Regions from separate parts of the Homo sapiens genome. Here region 2 is linked to region 1. Evidence: chromatin loops called from intact Hi-C (ENCODE). Cell type or tissue: PC-9. All regions are shown on one strand. Links, peaks and the distances in the headings refer to the core of each region. The heading gives the core; the rest is flanking DNA. Region 1 has its middle 150 kb from the start of LINC02290. Region 2 has its middle 41 kb from the start of LINC02290.

Region 1 (8,013 bases), core at 1,560-6,559:
TCTATTATTAAAGAAAAGAACCTGTACTTTTTAAAGTGCTATTTCCACCTACAGAAACTTGATCATCCAAACATGATGGCTTTGATTTTGAAGACGTTAAATTAGGAGTTCCTTCGGGCTAGGTATTAATCATATATATAAAATGTATACATTGGAAGAAAGTGGATTCAAATAGGGTTTATAGGAAGACTATATTTAAGAATCCCAACTCCTTTTTATTCACATATTTAAGTCAGAAATGTAGGGGACAAGACCCTTAGATAACACAAAAATGTGATATGTGTCATTCAGGTGTATTTAGAACTATGGGATATTCTGAGTAATTTGTTAAAGGAACACCTAAAGTGGATTTCAAAGTCCACCCCGCTCCCACCACCGACCCTGGCTGAATTTCATTTTGTAGCTCTTTTCTGTTCTCATTAAGGTGTCATGTTTGCCAATGGAAGTGCCACCTTCAAACCCAGACTTGCAGAATGAACTCTCAGTCATACAGATTATTGGGTCTGTCCAACATCTTTGCCTTTCTCTCTTATTTCTGACATATAAATAGCGCAAGAACTATTATTCCCCTTTCCCTGAAGGGCAAGGTCAAAGACTTCTTTGAAAAGATTCTGACATCCTGGGTGGGGAAACAAAATAGATTTCATCCTCTCCAGGGTATGATATTTGGGGCAGAGACTAGCAATGTTCTCCGTCAACTTGCACCTTAAATGGCTTTTCTAAATGCTTGCTTATCGCAGCAAGAAGATTTACTAGACAGACATGCCTGCTGTTATTTCATTAATTTGCTTAGTCAGCAAATGGGTATGCCGGCCCATCAGTAACATTCAGCAGAATTTGAGCTTCCTCTGTGGGGCTGCATTTGCCTGGCCCTACTTATGCATCAGTTAACAACCTGCTTTTCCAGAACTCTGACAGTGTGAATGATGGTTTAGACTTAAGCACCACACAAACACTTAGAGAAGTTTATCCCTGCCTCTGCCTGACCTCACATCATAGGAAAAAGGGCTACAAAATAGCCCTTTCTTGCCTCATCTGAGTTGGCAGCAGTTTTGATGGGTCCCAAACTAATTTAGTTGCAAGATCCTCAGCAGTAACTAAGCACCCAGCAGGCACATTCCATTCATCAGTCACCAACCCAGATGGTGTCAAAAGTGTGGTGCCTGAGACACCTGGAGAGACGGAACAGCCTCATGAATTGGAGACGGAAATCTGAAAGCAAGAGAAGGGTAAAAGGAGGCTGAGGGATCAGAGAAGAAAGAAATAATAAATAATAAAAATAATTAATATGGCCAAAGGAGGGAGGGAAGGATCAAGAGCCTCTGGCAATGCAGGTAACCTAGTGACCAACTCGTCCCGGTTTGCCCGAGACTTTCCCAGTTTTGAAACTGGAAGTCCCATGTCCTGGGAACCGTCCTTAGTCCTGGGCAAACCAGAATGGTTGATCACCATAGGTAGTCCAAGGTGGGCTTTAATAATGCAGGGCAGGTGGGGAAGAACCTGAAGAGCAATCTGACATCACGTTGGGGCCAGTTACATTTAAAATTTGAAAACGCCTCTTTTGACTCTGCCACCCTTGTCCCGGGAAGCAGATCCCACAGCATGCCACAGATGCAGCCCAAGCTGCTCAGCTTTGAAGGCTGTCACTTACGGTGTCACTCTTCATACTTCTCTGAAGTGCCATTAAAGGGAACATTTTGTTCTCACACATCAAGCTCCCAGCATACACCAAAGGTTGACCAATATGTATCTCTGACTGGCTGGACTAGTATTTTTTTTACATGCATTTCTTCCTAGTTGTTTATTCTTGGATTATATAGAAATCTAGTTGACAAACTGGTGCCCCTAAGTGAACGAGGCCACGAGGCTAACACTAAAAGCAAATCACAAAATTACAGTAGGAGTCTGAACCAGAAATCTCACCCTAGAGTCAACATGGGCTCGCCTGCAAGGGAGTGCGTGGCCTTCAAAGTTTCTCAGGCACAGACACTCACTGTCCCAGGAGGTTGTCCTGCTCGTCCCACAGCACAGATCTGGCTTTAGCACTTTTCTGTTCATCACTCTTGTCTGTCTTGAGCCTCAGACTGCCCTGCTGCTGGTCTTGGCATTGCCCTCACTGGAGTGGACATCTCATTATATACGTGCCTTCCATTCTCTCTGCTGCCATGCTTCGGGACCTCGCCCACTCCTCCCTGCTCACTGGTCCTTGGCCTTGGCTTTCTGGCTAGGCATTGGCAGCCTACCTTGCCTCCAGCAGGACTCAGCCCAGATTATACAAAGGGTGTCTATTTTTCCAGGAATTCTCCAGTGCTTGGTTTCCCCATGTTGCTTGCTACCCATCTTGCAAAAGTGGAATAGACCATTTAATTAAGATGCTGTTTCAGGAGCAGAAGGCAACACCTAGGCCCTAGGTTTTCTACAATGCCCATTTCTCAATAGCGAATAGCTTCACACAAACATTAACTTACTTTTAAAAATATTTATTAAGAAATTAGCACATGCCAGGCTCTAATGCAGGCATTTAGAACACAGCAGAGGACAAGACAGGCAAGAGTGCAGTGGCCTTTGCCAGCGGAGCTTGTGTCCTGGAGAGGCAGAGAGAGATGATAAGAGTATAAAAACTGACCAATAACACTTCGGAAAGTAATAAGCACTATGAAGACAACGAAAAGAAGGTGCAGCCTTCCTACAGAGGGTGCTTTCCCCTTATGGACCTTCCCACCCAGAGTGTAGTCTGACAACTCCTCCAAGAGCTCTGCACTGCCTCCTGCTGGCCGAGGTCAGCAGAACATGCTGTACTGTCCCGGGGTTGCTTCCATCTCTCCATGAGTCACTGTTTCGTTTTTTGCCTCTATCCCTCCCTCTCTTGCCATTTGTGAAACACACAGTCTTAGTACTTTTCAAGGAGATGGGGGCTTTAGGAACTGAACTTCTCTTGGTAAAGTCCCTTCTTGAGACGTTCTCTGTCAAAACAGAAAATGTTTTCTGCAAGACTATGCAGCTTGGCAGTTATGAGCATGGGCTTTGGCATCAGCCAACCTGAGCTCTTTTCCTTCACCCCCATCTGTCTTGCTAACTGGTATTGGTCCTTCAAAGCATGGTGCAAGTGTCTCCCCCTGAGAAAGCATTTCCTGGTCCCCTGCAATATGGGTACCCAGCAGTGTCAGCTTATAAATGCCACATGGGCATGGTCAAGTCTTATTAATTTGATACCGAGTCACAGCATCTGAGGCATCGATGGGATACAATAAACATTACTGAGTGCATGCATGAATAAATGAATAAGTCTGGAGCTCAGGAGGCCAGCCTGGATCTGATAAACTTGGTCCCCTAGCTAACCGCATAACCCAGGTGTCTACAATGAAAGGCACAGTAAACTTGTTTTCCCTCAAATCACATTATGCACAAAGAAAAAGTTGGGAAGGCATCTCTTGGGTGGTTCAGACTGGCTCTCCCCAAAGCAAGACACACAACTGTTTTTGTCAAAGCCACACAACGACCTCCTCAGTGGACTTCTTTGAAGCATCTATTGATCTTTAAAAAAAGTATAATTTAACAAAAGTGCTTCTTCCAGCTTGTCTTGTTCCCGGAATTCCCTCTATGTATTTCCAGCTGTAATGTGAAATTCAACTGTGTGTCAGCCCTGATGATGGTGAACTCCCTAGCTCAGACACTGGCTTGTTTGGGGAAAGCTGTTTTCACAGCTTTCCCTGGACAAGGTGCTAATCTCTGACAGATTGGAATGAAAAGTTATCCCAGCAGCTCAGACCACCCCCTGGCTGTGCTGGAGTGAAGGCATCAGTGAACGTTAACTCCTAGGAGCCATCTTTGGCATCTCCTATGGTCTCTGCCTGCTGAGCAGAGAGGGGGCTTCAAAGTTGTTTAAGGAATGATGGAAATGTTATAGAGCCACTCTGTTGCTATGTTGCGGATAGTAAGCGATGAGCACAAATCCCTGATATTGAAGGATGGATCACGATACCCTTCTAGAAACTTCCTTCCCCTCTATTATCTTGGCCTGGCAACACTAAGGGAAGGTCATCACCAGGGTTCCAGTTTGCTGAAGTGTAACTTCTCTGCTAATTTTCTACTGAACCCTCATTGTGGTTGATAGCAGATGGCTCTAATATGACAGAGCACTTGACTTGCCGGACAGCTGGGGCAAGTCAATGATTATAAGAGTCTCCATTGCCAATGGAGCCCACAGGAAATAGTGTGTGAACATGCTTTGGAAACTGTAAAGCACTGTACAAATATGAGAAGTTATTATTATGGACCACCCATAAACTACTAATTTTGAACAGAACTGTGCTGAATATCATTTAATATCCTTTTAATGTCTCAGAAAACATTTTAAAACCTCCCAATGCTTTGGTGGTATAATTCTGAACTTCCCTTGTTACAGCAGACAGAGTTCGCAAGCTCCTAAACTTAGACGACTTCGGTGCTGTTTTAAGGGGAGCAGGACAGTTTAAAGATGATAATGGTATATATCTCACCACAAGATGGCACTATTGATGACATTTCTTTGCCTTGATTAAAACGGACCTGACATTTGAGGGGTCCAGGTCAAGAGGGAAAAAGAAGGCCTAAATACCACATGTTTAATTATTTAAAAGTTAAGTCAATCTAACACACAAAGTAAATAAAATATGTTTCCTATCTGGAAAAATATATCTTCCTAATGAATTGGAAAGCGAGGTACAAATTGCAAAAGCTGAGGCTCAGGTTGCAGGCAGAACAGGATGGCTGAGGGAGGGTCAGCATCCAGCACCCTCGTCAGCCCATCGTGCACTGTGAGGGCCTTGCACGCATGCCTCTGAACCCCATCCACATCCCTGTGCCCCTCAGCCTTGGGCCATCCTCAGAGGCCAGACCAGGGGAAAGGCCCCTGCATGATCTGGAAGTATGCTCAGGATTGCTTGCGCGGGGACTTGTGAGGGGAAGTCATCTAGAACAAGATCAGCTGACTTTTCTATAAAGGGTCAGATGGTAACTATTTTAGGCTTTGTGAGCAATGCAGTCTCTGTCACCCCTATTCAACTTTGCCACCGTATCACGAAAGCAGCCATAGACAATACATAAAATGAACGGGTGTGGGTGTGTTCCAATAAAACTTCAGGTACAAACATAGGTGGATTCAGACCACAGGCCATGGTTTGTAGGCAAGTAGTCTAAAAGCTGGGGCTAAGGCTGCCAAATAAAATACAGGGCACAGAGTTAAACTTGAATTCCAGATAAACTGAATACTTGTATAAGTAGGTCCCCAATATTGCATGGGGCATACTTATACTAAGAAAAAAATGGTTTATCTGAAATTCAAATTTAACTGTGCATCATGTATTTTTATTTGCTAAATCTGCCCATGCTAGCTGGGGTGGGAGCAGAGGGTGGGACTGTCCCATTGACCCTGGGCACTCCTTACCCATGGGGAGGGCCACACGCTGAGGGAGGCCAGAGCGGGGCCTCTAAAGCACAGGCCGTAGGTCAGGGCTACGCTGCCCCAGGCCTGAGGACAGTTGTGGTTTTAAAATGACAATTACGTGCTCTCAAATAATAAATAGAATATTATGTTTCCAATTTATATAGTTGATTTTCTGGAGTCTGGGCATTTATATAGTCAACAAATATTTGTCAAGTTCCTGTATGTGCTAGGTACTGAAGGATACACAATGGTGCCAGACAAAAAGGGAAAAAAGGCATAATCCCTGTCTTCATGGGGCTTATGCAGGGGAGGCAGACATCACACCAATGTGCAAATTCACACAGAAATAATCATTACAAAGCAGAGGGGCCATGAAGAAAAGAAGAGTAACAGTGGAGACAAATTAATCGGGGAGCAAGGAGGAACCCTGAGAAGTGAGGTTTGAGCTGAGACGCAAAGGAGCACTAGGAGTTGCTGGGTGAAGCAGAGAGGAGAGGAACCTCCTGAGGGAAGACCCTGAGCTGGGGCAGGAGAGGGGCCAGCGGTGAGTAGGAGGGGGCTCGGCCAGGCCTGTGAGCAGCTCCCATTCATTTCAAATGCAGCAGGAAACTCCCACAGGGTTTTTTAAAGGGAGGGAATATGATCCAATTCTCATTTGAAAAGCTCACACTTGCTGATTCTTCCTGCAGAGCGGATGTGGCAAGAGGAAGAGGAAGAGAGAGGAGACTTCGGAAGGAGTGGAGTCATTCTGGGAAGAGGGAATGTTGAGAAGGGCACAGCTTTGAGAAGCCTGTGCAAGGGCTAGGGGATGGGGCAGGGACAAGAGATAGGGGTGTGCTGACGGCAGCTCCTGGGTTTCTGGCTGTGCTGAGCAGAGAAAATATGAAGGAGACGCAGGCTTGGGAGAAGATGGACACTTCAGTTGTTGATGTGTTAAGTGGGAGGTGCTGTTTATACCACTGAATGGACTTCTCAAGGGAGCAAGTAGGTAAACAGTTGGCCCTCCGTATCCACAGGTTCCATATCTATGAATTCAGCCAACCTCAGATCACACAAATAAAAAACAATACAATGAAACAACTATTTATATAGTAGCATTTACATTGTATTAAGTATTGTAGGTAATCTAGAGATGATTTAAAGTATATGGGAGGATGTATACAGCTTGTATGCAAATACCATCGAGGGAAGAGAGAGACCCTCTCATATTGTTTTATATTGTTTTATACTCAGTACCTGTTCTAAAAAAAAAAAAAAACAAGGAAGTGAAATCAAAGACAGGCAGCCCGGCACCAGGCTCAAAACCAGGCCTGGGCCTGCCTGGCCTAAACCTAGTAGTTAAGAATCAACTCATGACTTAGAACCCAATGTTACCCATAGATTTCAGGCATTGTATGGAAGAACATTGTGAAACTCCCTGCTCTGTTCTCTTTCACTCTGACCACCAGTGCATGCAGCCCGTCACGTACCCCCTGCTTGCTCAAATCAATCACGACCCTTTCATGTGAAATCCTTAGAGTTGTGAGCCCTTAAAAGGGACAGGAATTACTCACTCGGGGAGCTCGGATTTTGAGACAGTAGCTTGCAGATGCTCCCAGCTGAATAAAGCCCTTCCTTCTACAACTCGGTGTCTGAGAGGTTTTGTCTGCGGCTCGTCCTGCTACACTGTGCCATTTTGTATAGGGGACTTGGGCATCCACAGATTTTAGTACTCATGAGAGTCCTGGAACTAGGAGATATGACTGTACTTGTCATATCTGCAGCTCAGAAGAGAGGCCAGGGCTACAAATGGAAGGGAGCAGGTAGTCAAAGTCCTATGGGAGGCATTTGCAGCCATGAGAGTAGCTGGGACCTTCCTGGTGAAAAGAGAAAGGGGTCTGAGGTGGACCCCTGAGGCACTTCAATGTTAGAAGAAGAGGAGGCAGCAAAGACGGAAAACAAGCAAGAGCCAGTGCTGTGCAAGCCAAAAGATGGGAAGGCGTTAAAAAGTTCTATTTCTGACAATTACCAAATACATCCTTTTTCCTTGAGAGCTTGGAAGTCCCCTCCTCGTCATAGCCTCTCTTACCTTATCTTATTGCTATATATATGATGATAGAAAGATAAAGCAGATGAGCGAAAGATAAAGCAGATGAGCGAAAGATAAAAACACATCCATCAACAGCCATTACAGTCACTCTCATTAGTATTTACACACTCATTGTTAAAGGAGTAAGTAAAAAGATGAATGGGTGACTTTTGAAGAAGTGAAGGATGATCTTCATTCCCGACTTCTTGGTTAGGAAATAGATTTTGAATCTTCTTTAAAGAATTTTCCTTAACAGAATGGCAGCCAGTAAAGGTAGAGGCTCCTTGAACAAATCTAACGTGCGTTGGCATTTCCCAGCCTAGGAGGGCTGCCCTCTCATGGAACCTCAGTCAAGCACACTGGGCTCAGGAGCCTGGAAGAGTCAGTCTCATGCTCAACTCACTGGGATGATGGTTGCTGTTCTGACTTCCTACGGGGAACTCATGGAGCTCCTGTGACTCAGATTAGTGACATTTCTTAGTTCCCAGTAAATAACCTTATGTTTTGACCTGTACCAATG
Region 2 (8,013 bases), core at 2,069-7,068, 110 kb before region 1:
GGATGGGGAGGGAGGAAGGAAGGGGAGTGGAGCAATATTTTGTTTGTGTATACTTCCAAATGGGACAAGGCTAAAGGGACCAAACCTTGTCCTGTCTTGAGACAATACCCAAAGGCACCTGGACAAGATAAAAATCCAAATCCTTTATCTGTGAAAATTCTTTGCTCCAACAGAGCTGAAAAGAAACATGCATTTGTGTGTGTGTGTGTGTGCGCTCATGCATGCAGGCATGCACGGTAAAGCTGTCAAGATCTCAGGTTACCCCTCCTTCAAACAGCATGTTACTTACTGTCGTCTCCGTGATCCTCATAGCTTCCTTTTTATCTGGGGACACCACAGGTCTTAGAAGGACCAAATCAAGGAGTGGGAGATCCTTCTGTATGCTCTTGAGGCCAGCCAGGGACACAGTTTTCAACATCTTGTTTTCCCCAAACAGCTCTAGACTGAGACACTGCCAGTTAGAAATTCTACATTACAAGGGTTTTGCTGACATTTAAAACCCCAAACCGTACGATGCCATGATATTATTTCTTGTTTAACAAACTGAAAAAAAACAAAACAAAGCATCTTCTCAGCCTTGGTGGGCAGAGCCAGGCAGAGCTGAGCTGTTGGGAGGCCAGGGAGTGAAATCCTGGAGGGGACCCAGGAGTTCTGCAGCCCCCACCCCACCCCACATCTGCTGCTCTGACCATGGCTCCTCTTGTGCCAGTGCCTAATGAGTTTTATTATTATTATTATTACGGAGACAGAGTTTCACTCTTGTTGCCCAGGCTAGAGTGTAATGGCAAGAACTCTGCCTCCCAGGTTCAAGCAATTCTCCTGCCTCAGCTTTCTGAGTAACTGGGATTACAGGCACCCACCACCACTCCTGGCTAACTTTTAAATTTTTAGTAAAGACGGGGTTTCACCGTGTTGGCCAGGCTGGTCTCAAACTCCTGACCTCAGGTGATCCACCCGTCTCGGCCTCCCAGAGTGCTGGGATCACAGGCGTGAGCTACCACGCCTGGGCCTAATGAGTTTAAGAAGTTAAAGTTCCAAACTAGAGAGGAAGATGTAAATGTCCTTAATTCTCTGTCCTGAAACATCATTCATTAAAACCCTAATGTTTTAATCTTTATTTTAGATTACGTTTTTTAATTTATCTCCTCCTTCCTCATATGGGAACCTAGTGACTTTCAATTACCACTATCTGAGAAGAGATGTGTTTGTGTTCTTAGCCAGGGGCTTAGATGTGTGCTTATTATTTGCAGAGTAGTTTTTGTGCTCTCCCAGATTTTTTCTCGCTTATGTGATGCTCCTTAAAATCTACCTTTTAATCTTGACAGTCTGGGACTCATTTGCGTTCAGGCTTCTGGGTCTTCAGACCCATGCATTGCCTGCCCCACCATGTATTATTCATAGACACACCTGTTCTTAAGAAGAAATCCAACAGAGATTAATTCATTTTTTTGAATTAATTCATTTTTTAAAAATTCATTGTAAGTGGGAAATCACAACTCTCATTTGTAAACCTGGTGCCCCCATCCACTCATGAGTTATTCTGGAAACATCCTTTGAAAGCCGTCTTCCCCAGCAAGCAGAGGGCTGCCTTTCTTTGCTTCAGAGGGAACCCAAGAGCCCTGCTGGTGGGCCTTTGCCAGGGCCATATCTCTGTAATCTCTGATGCCGCTCAGTTGCATTGTTTTTGCCTGGCAGGAATGGCTCAGTGGTGAGGATAAGGCTGCATCACTGGAACGCATTTCGTGTTGATATAAGAAATTTGCAGAATTTGGAAAATGGAGCAAATTGTATCCTATGAGAACCTTGCAAGGTTTGCATTATTATCGAAATTTCACCTTTGCTATTATTGATTAGTTTTGTTCCTAAACTTTATTTTTAATGCATTTGAAGTAGTCTTCTGGTTGAGGATTATTCCTAAATTTTTAATTGTTCCTTTAATGCGTATTTGTCTTTGAGCTTCTTAGTTATACTGGGACCCAAATAACACCTCTTCTTATGCTAGATTTTTCTCCCAGAATGAACCAGCTGCTGTTTTGATTCAGAGCAATGCAGCAAATAGGCATGGCATGTGAGGCAGGGAAACCCACAAAAGCTTTTGACAGAAAACTGACATTTCTTTCTTTCTTTTAGAGATGGAGTTTCCTCTGTGTTGCTTAGGCTGGTCTCCAACTCCTGACCACAAACAATCCTCCTGCCTCAGCCTCCCTTACCTGGCTGAAGTTGACAAAGGCGTTTATCACTTTGTAACATAGTTTAAATGGTTGAAAAGAATGGCCTCTGGGGTAGGAAAAATTCTTACATATTAGTCAACTGACTTTGGACAGGCTATTTAACATCTCTAAATCTAAGTAAACTCATCTGGGGGTGGGGTGGGGAGAGAGAAAGAGTAAAAGTTTAAATGAGATACTAGATTTTAATACTGACTGCTCTCATTGTGTTAGAAGTTATTACTGTTGAGTTTGTGAACCGAGATTTAAAAGTATGACATTGAATGGGATATGGTTACATATCCGACATGTGTAGATAGATGCACAGGATGGTTTGTGTTGAAGACAGCTGTCTCCAGGACAACCACATTGCCCTCTACTTAGCAGGTCCCCTGACAAATCACCTAAGGCAGCGTTTTACTCATAGCTCAATGATTCCTGGCTGTTGCAGATGCTTTAATAAGGAGGAAGAGAGATTTTTCTCCTTTTTAATATAAGAATAGCTTTTATTAATTTTAATTACACATATAATACATTAACACATTCTTTTTACTAAAAAAAAAATTACAGATAAGGCTGAAATCCCCTTTGACCACCAGCTCCAATCCTCATCTCTGCCCCAGAGGTAACTCTTGGTATCAGTGTTATACGTCCTGTGCATTTTTCCATGCTTTAAAGACCATAGTATCTATACCCATAGAAAAAATATTGTTTAATATGCCTGGGTGTTTTACATATAAGTTATCATAGGGTGTGTCAGTCTGCAGCTTGATTTTTGTTCACTCAACAATAGGTCTTGGGGATCTTTCCATGTCAGTACACATAGTATATATATTTTAAAACACTGCTATATATATATAATATATATTATTTATGTATTTTATATATATTAGATATTATATATAATATCTAATATATATAAATATTATATATAATATATAAATAATATATAATATATAAATAATATATATAAAATATATATATGATGAATGAATTATAGTTTATTTAACCAACCCCATTTTTATGCTAATTTCAGTTATTTCTGCACCTAACATTTGATATTTTGCAAACAAAGCTGCCACAAACTTGCTGGGCACATGGGTAAAGTGTTTTTCTGGGGTAGATATGGAGAAGTGGACTCACTGGATCAGAGTATGAATATTTTGCATTTTTTAGATATTGCCAAATTTCTCTGCAAAGTGATTATACCAGCTTATGATCCTACCTAGAGAGTAAAGAATATCTTTTCTCCCATGCCCTTTTTAATTTTTTCTAATTTAGCAGGTTAAAACAAAATCTCTCTCTGATGTTTGAATTTCTATTTTCCTGATTACTGGTAAGACAGAGTATTATTGTCATGCACTTATGGGCCACTTATATTTTCTTTTCTGTGAATTACAATTTTATATCTTTAGAATATTTTTCTGTTGGATTTTTGTTTGTTTTCTTTTCAATCTGTAGAGGTTCTTTATATAATCTAGATACTTATCCTTTGTTACAAGTATTTTCTCCTTTTGTCTTTTAATTTTGCTCATGTTGTCTTCTGTCACACAAAAGTTTTTGTTTTTGATGTAGTCAAATGTATCAGTTTTTTGTGTGTGTTTTGTTTCTCGTGTCGTTTAGAAATCTTTTTCCACATCAAATCATAAAAAATCCTCCCACCTCCTACTCAAATTTTTTTCGTCTAAGACCTTAATGAGAGAAGCTTTCTAGGTAAGTCAGTCCCTACCTATGTTGCAGGTGTATCTGCAACCAGGTAGAAGGAGTGAAGGTCCCTTTCTCTGGAACCCGGCAGGACCCCTCAGGGAGGATGGAGCAGTCCCAATAGTTTCCAGCAGAGGGCAGTGTCTGAGCGGGTCTTCCTCTACTGGGACCCTGAGGGTTCCCTGCCTCACCAAAGGGAACAGGTAACTACTCTGAAATTAGCAGGTCTTGGGGAGGGGAGCATGTATCTGGTCACGGAAAAGACCAGGAGCAAAGTCTGTTTCTGCGTGTGTTCCACAGTGGTGTGGGAAACCACGGGGAAAGTGTGCTGTTGGACTCTTTTATCTGCATATGGAAAGAGAGAAGACTGGAGTGAGCCAGGATCATAGCCGGCTTTCTCCAAGGGAAGCTTCGAGGCCGGCTTCAATCTGGTCAGCACACCTGAGATAAAAGCTTAGGTTTTACAGAGAACACGTTATTTACCAGACAAACAACAGGCAAGATGGAAACATGCAATCCCCAAGCTTATTCTTTTGATTTCATCAATAATTCAAGCCCTGTCTCCTTTGGTGGAGGAGTGGGGAGAGGAGGAAGAACAAAAGAGCCCCGTGGCCAGAGGCACAGCTGACTTCAGAGGGGAAACCGAGGAAACAACAGACAGCTCTGTTCAGCACAGTTCCCTCCCCACCTCACCCCAGGCACATCCCGGGCTAGCAGCTCTGTCTTCCGTTGGTTGTTTAATACTAGCAACATGCGCTATACTGTATCATTATGAAACCAAGACTGCCTTGGCAGTGAAACTCACAGACCCATATAAATATATTAATCTGCCTAGATTTGCAAATCTGAACCAGTTTCTTGGCCCACCCATGTGCTGGGTTTTCTCTGCTTGCCCCCATGTGTCCACTTTGCACCTTTCTCTGAACTTGCTCTGTGCCCGGGAGGCTGCCTGTGGGGTGAGTCAGTGCGCTCCAGGCTCATCAGTTTCTGCTTTGGGTGGACCAATGGGAGACACCTGTGGTTGAGGTCTGGGAATTTGCCTTCCAGGATCTCTCCTGGTTGAACTGTAGTTGGCAGTGGATCCATTCTTCTGCAGATTCAAGGCAGCTTCCTGCCACACTTGGACAAACAACCACCCACTCTCTCCTCTTTTCATTTCATGCCTTGGGGTGTTGGTGGTTTCTGGATAGTTTGTGCTTCACTATCCCTCACTGGCTTCCCTTTTCCCTGCTCACAGCCTTAGAAATAGTTCCTTCATTCATTTCTCTTCAACCTTCTCTTCTGAGTGTACTGTTTGATTCCTGCCCGAACCCTGAAGAAAACAGAAACCTAAATCTGTCTTAATTCTTCATCCTGAAACAGATCAAGCATACAATTAAAATTTTACTGTAGTTTTGGATTCTCTTTTCCACACAATCTCCAAGCCCAGGGTGGCTGCTGCCCTCGCACCTTTCCAAAAGACGGCACAAGAAGTCATTGCAAACCTGCCTGAAAGACTCCTCCGGCTGCATTCCTTTTCTACAATTCTCTAGTGTTGATTTATCAAAGACCCCTTTCCTCAGGCTCACAAAAATGTCCCATTGCTATAAATACTCTTCAATCCAGTTCTAAACTTTAAAGGCAAACAACCTGGAAGATGAAAGGATCATAGGAACCAATTTGGATGCCTGGAGGTTTGACTAATTCATTAAGGGATGGTTGCAGAAAGTTACTGGATATGTAAACTGCATTTATATGCAGCTCTCCTCTTCAGGGACAGGATTGTTGTTCTGTAAGCCAAATAGTTGCAATAAGCTGGCATTCCAAGTAGATGAGGCCACTTAGTGTTCATCTCTCCACAAGGCATACATTGAGTAAGTGAACTGGGTCCCCCAAGTCCCGCTTCCCTTCTCCTACCACCTACTGGTGAAGATGTAAATGAACAAAGCCCAGAGATTGCAATAGGAGGAACAAACCCTAATTAACACATTGGATAACGCAAATAACTGAGAGCTGTTTGGACACCTACTTTAATTAACTGCTAAGTGAGTCTTACTCCCTGCAGACTGTCCTAGTTTTCATCATGTGTTCTTTCTGGGTGCATCTCTTCTACATCTGTAGCTAAGTGACTGCCTCTCTTCCTGTCCAGCTCTCACTCCATTTTCAGCCCAGCCTAGTGACTAAGAGATTCCCTGGACACCTTACCAATGTCCAATCCATATCCAAAGCCTAAGGATGTCATCCAAGTCTCTCCTTGATCTGCACTCCTCTGCTCACCTCTACCACCAGCACTTGGTCCTAGGCCCCTGGACAACTGCAACAGCTTCATAGTTGCTTATACTCCTGAATCAGCACTTCCCTCTCCATGGCACAGCCAGAGTAAGCTTTACAACATGGAAATCTGTCCCTGATACTCTCCTACTTAAAATCCTTTGAAGGCTCCTCATCACTTTTAGGATAAACACTCAAAGCTTTACAAACCTGTGGCCTAGTCCTGCCCACCACTTCTGTGCCCATCTGATGCCACCTCCCTCTGTCATGACCTGAGTCTCTTTATGGTGCTTTTCTCTGATCCTTAAACTTGCCATGCTCTGTCTCAGCTCATGTCCTTTTTCTTTGCCTGTGATGCTCTCCTTACCACCATGAACACTTGCCTTTGCCTAGTTAACTCCTGTGCATTCTTCAGAACCCAAACTCCAACAGTCTCCTTCCTTAAAGGAGCCTTCACTGACCTGAGACTAAGCCAGGTTCCCTGTCACACAATCCCCCAACATGGCCACATGTTGTGGTGACTATATACTTAAAAAATTGAGGCTTATCTCCTCCACTAGAATGTACACTCCTTGAAGTTGGGAGTCGTGTCTTTGTGCACCTGGCGTTGTGTCTGGCATCTAGGCCTGTCTCAGCAAAGACTTGTTGAATGAATGGATGGACACTATTGTGCTCTTTCTTTTAATATCAGCGGGTGGTGAGGGCACCACCACAGACTGAAGAAACGGAGGTCCTCAGTCTGGAGAGATGTAGGTGTGGTACTGATCAGAGTGGGAGGTGGACTGTGTTGTTGTCTGACAGCTGACAATTCTCGGATTTTGTGGACTAGGAGGGTATCCACACGTTCTTGCCTCTTCTGTCTGTGTAGATACTCTCTCCCATCTGGCTCTATCTTGTGCCAGTGTTGTGTACATGCCCACCCACACCCCCAGCCTGTGACCTGGGAGAGCCCCACCAAAGCCCCCCTTCCTTGTGGCTTCATGCCCTTGTTTATTCTTGGGCTGGGAAACCTGAGTCTTCCATTCCCAGGCCTGCTTCTGATCATATACAATGCAGTACTAAAAAGCCAGTTGGTCTCCTGGAACTTCTTTCTTCCCATTAGTTGTTGGCAATGCAAATGAAGGATTAAATCACAAGCAAGACAGACTTTTTGTTCAGAAGCTTGAGTTTTAAGAACCGTCCCCAGGGAAATCAAATGGAAGGGGGAAAACCAAGTATACAAGGCCTTCCTTCCATTCCCCCAAATGTCAGCCAAGAGTGCAGCCTAAGGGATGAGTCAGAAGTAGGGGAGCCAGGGCTTGGAAAACTGATTGTCTATACCAGGGCTTTTCATACTTTAGCATGCATCAGGATCACCTGGAGGGCTTGTTAAACACAGATGGTGAGGGCCCACCCCTAGAGCTTCTGATTCAATTGGCCTGGGGTGGGGCTCAAAAATTTGTGTTTTCAAAGTAGGTAATGCCGATGCTGCTGGTCTCTGGGGCCCCATACCTTGAGAACCACAGCACTACACTGTAGTCTCTCCCCACGTGTTCTAACTCAGTGCCTCTCAAACTCCAACGTGTATTCCACTCCCCTGAAAATGTTAGCGCACAGGCTCTGATGGAGGAGGTTGGAGTGCAGCTGGAGTTTCCGCTTTATTAACCAGCTCCCTGGTGATGAGGATGCTGCTGCCGCACTGAGGTCCCTACGCTGAAAAGCAACGCAAGGTAAACAATTGTCTTCTGGAGCTCTGCTTCTCTCTGATAGACATCTTTTCCTTCCTTTATGCCTTCCTGGTATATTGGGGATATTAGGGGAGACCTTTGAGAGACATGGGTGCCAGGGAATATCACTCTAAGTCTTCCTGGGT

The links. Peaks named below come from ENCODE experiments on the same cell type or tissue, not always from the same donor. Only the 100,000 strongest peaks of a DNase experiment are listed, where the experiment ranks them.
Region 2: a loop joins it to region 1, with 4 times the contacts of the local background. A loop is called at or near these places in 43 of 110 quality-filtered maps.

The regions. Positions count from the first base shown.
Region 1 is chr14:65,955,957-65,963,969 of GRCh38, reverse strand. No RefSeq gene overlaps it. Among named protein-coding and RNA genes, the nearest start is that of LINC02290, 150 kb to the left of the region's middle. RefSeq lists enhancers at 5,514-6,063, 6,064-6,614. In PC-9, for the core only: CTCF peaks have their summits at 2,769 (motif pointing left), 4,323 and 4,522 (motif pointing right); no DNase peak of the experiment used is centred there.
Region 2 is chr14:66,066,950-66,074,962 of GRCh38, reverse strand. No RefSeq gene overlaps it. Among named protein-coding and RNA genes, the nearest start is that of LINC02290, 41 kb to the left of the region's middle. In PC-9, for the core only: CTCF peaks have their summits at 3,831 and 4,030 (motif pointing right); no DNase peak of the experiment used is centred there.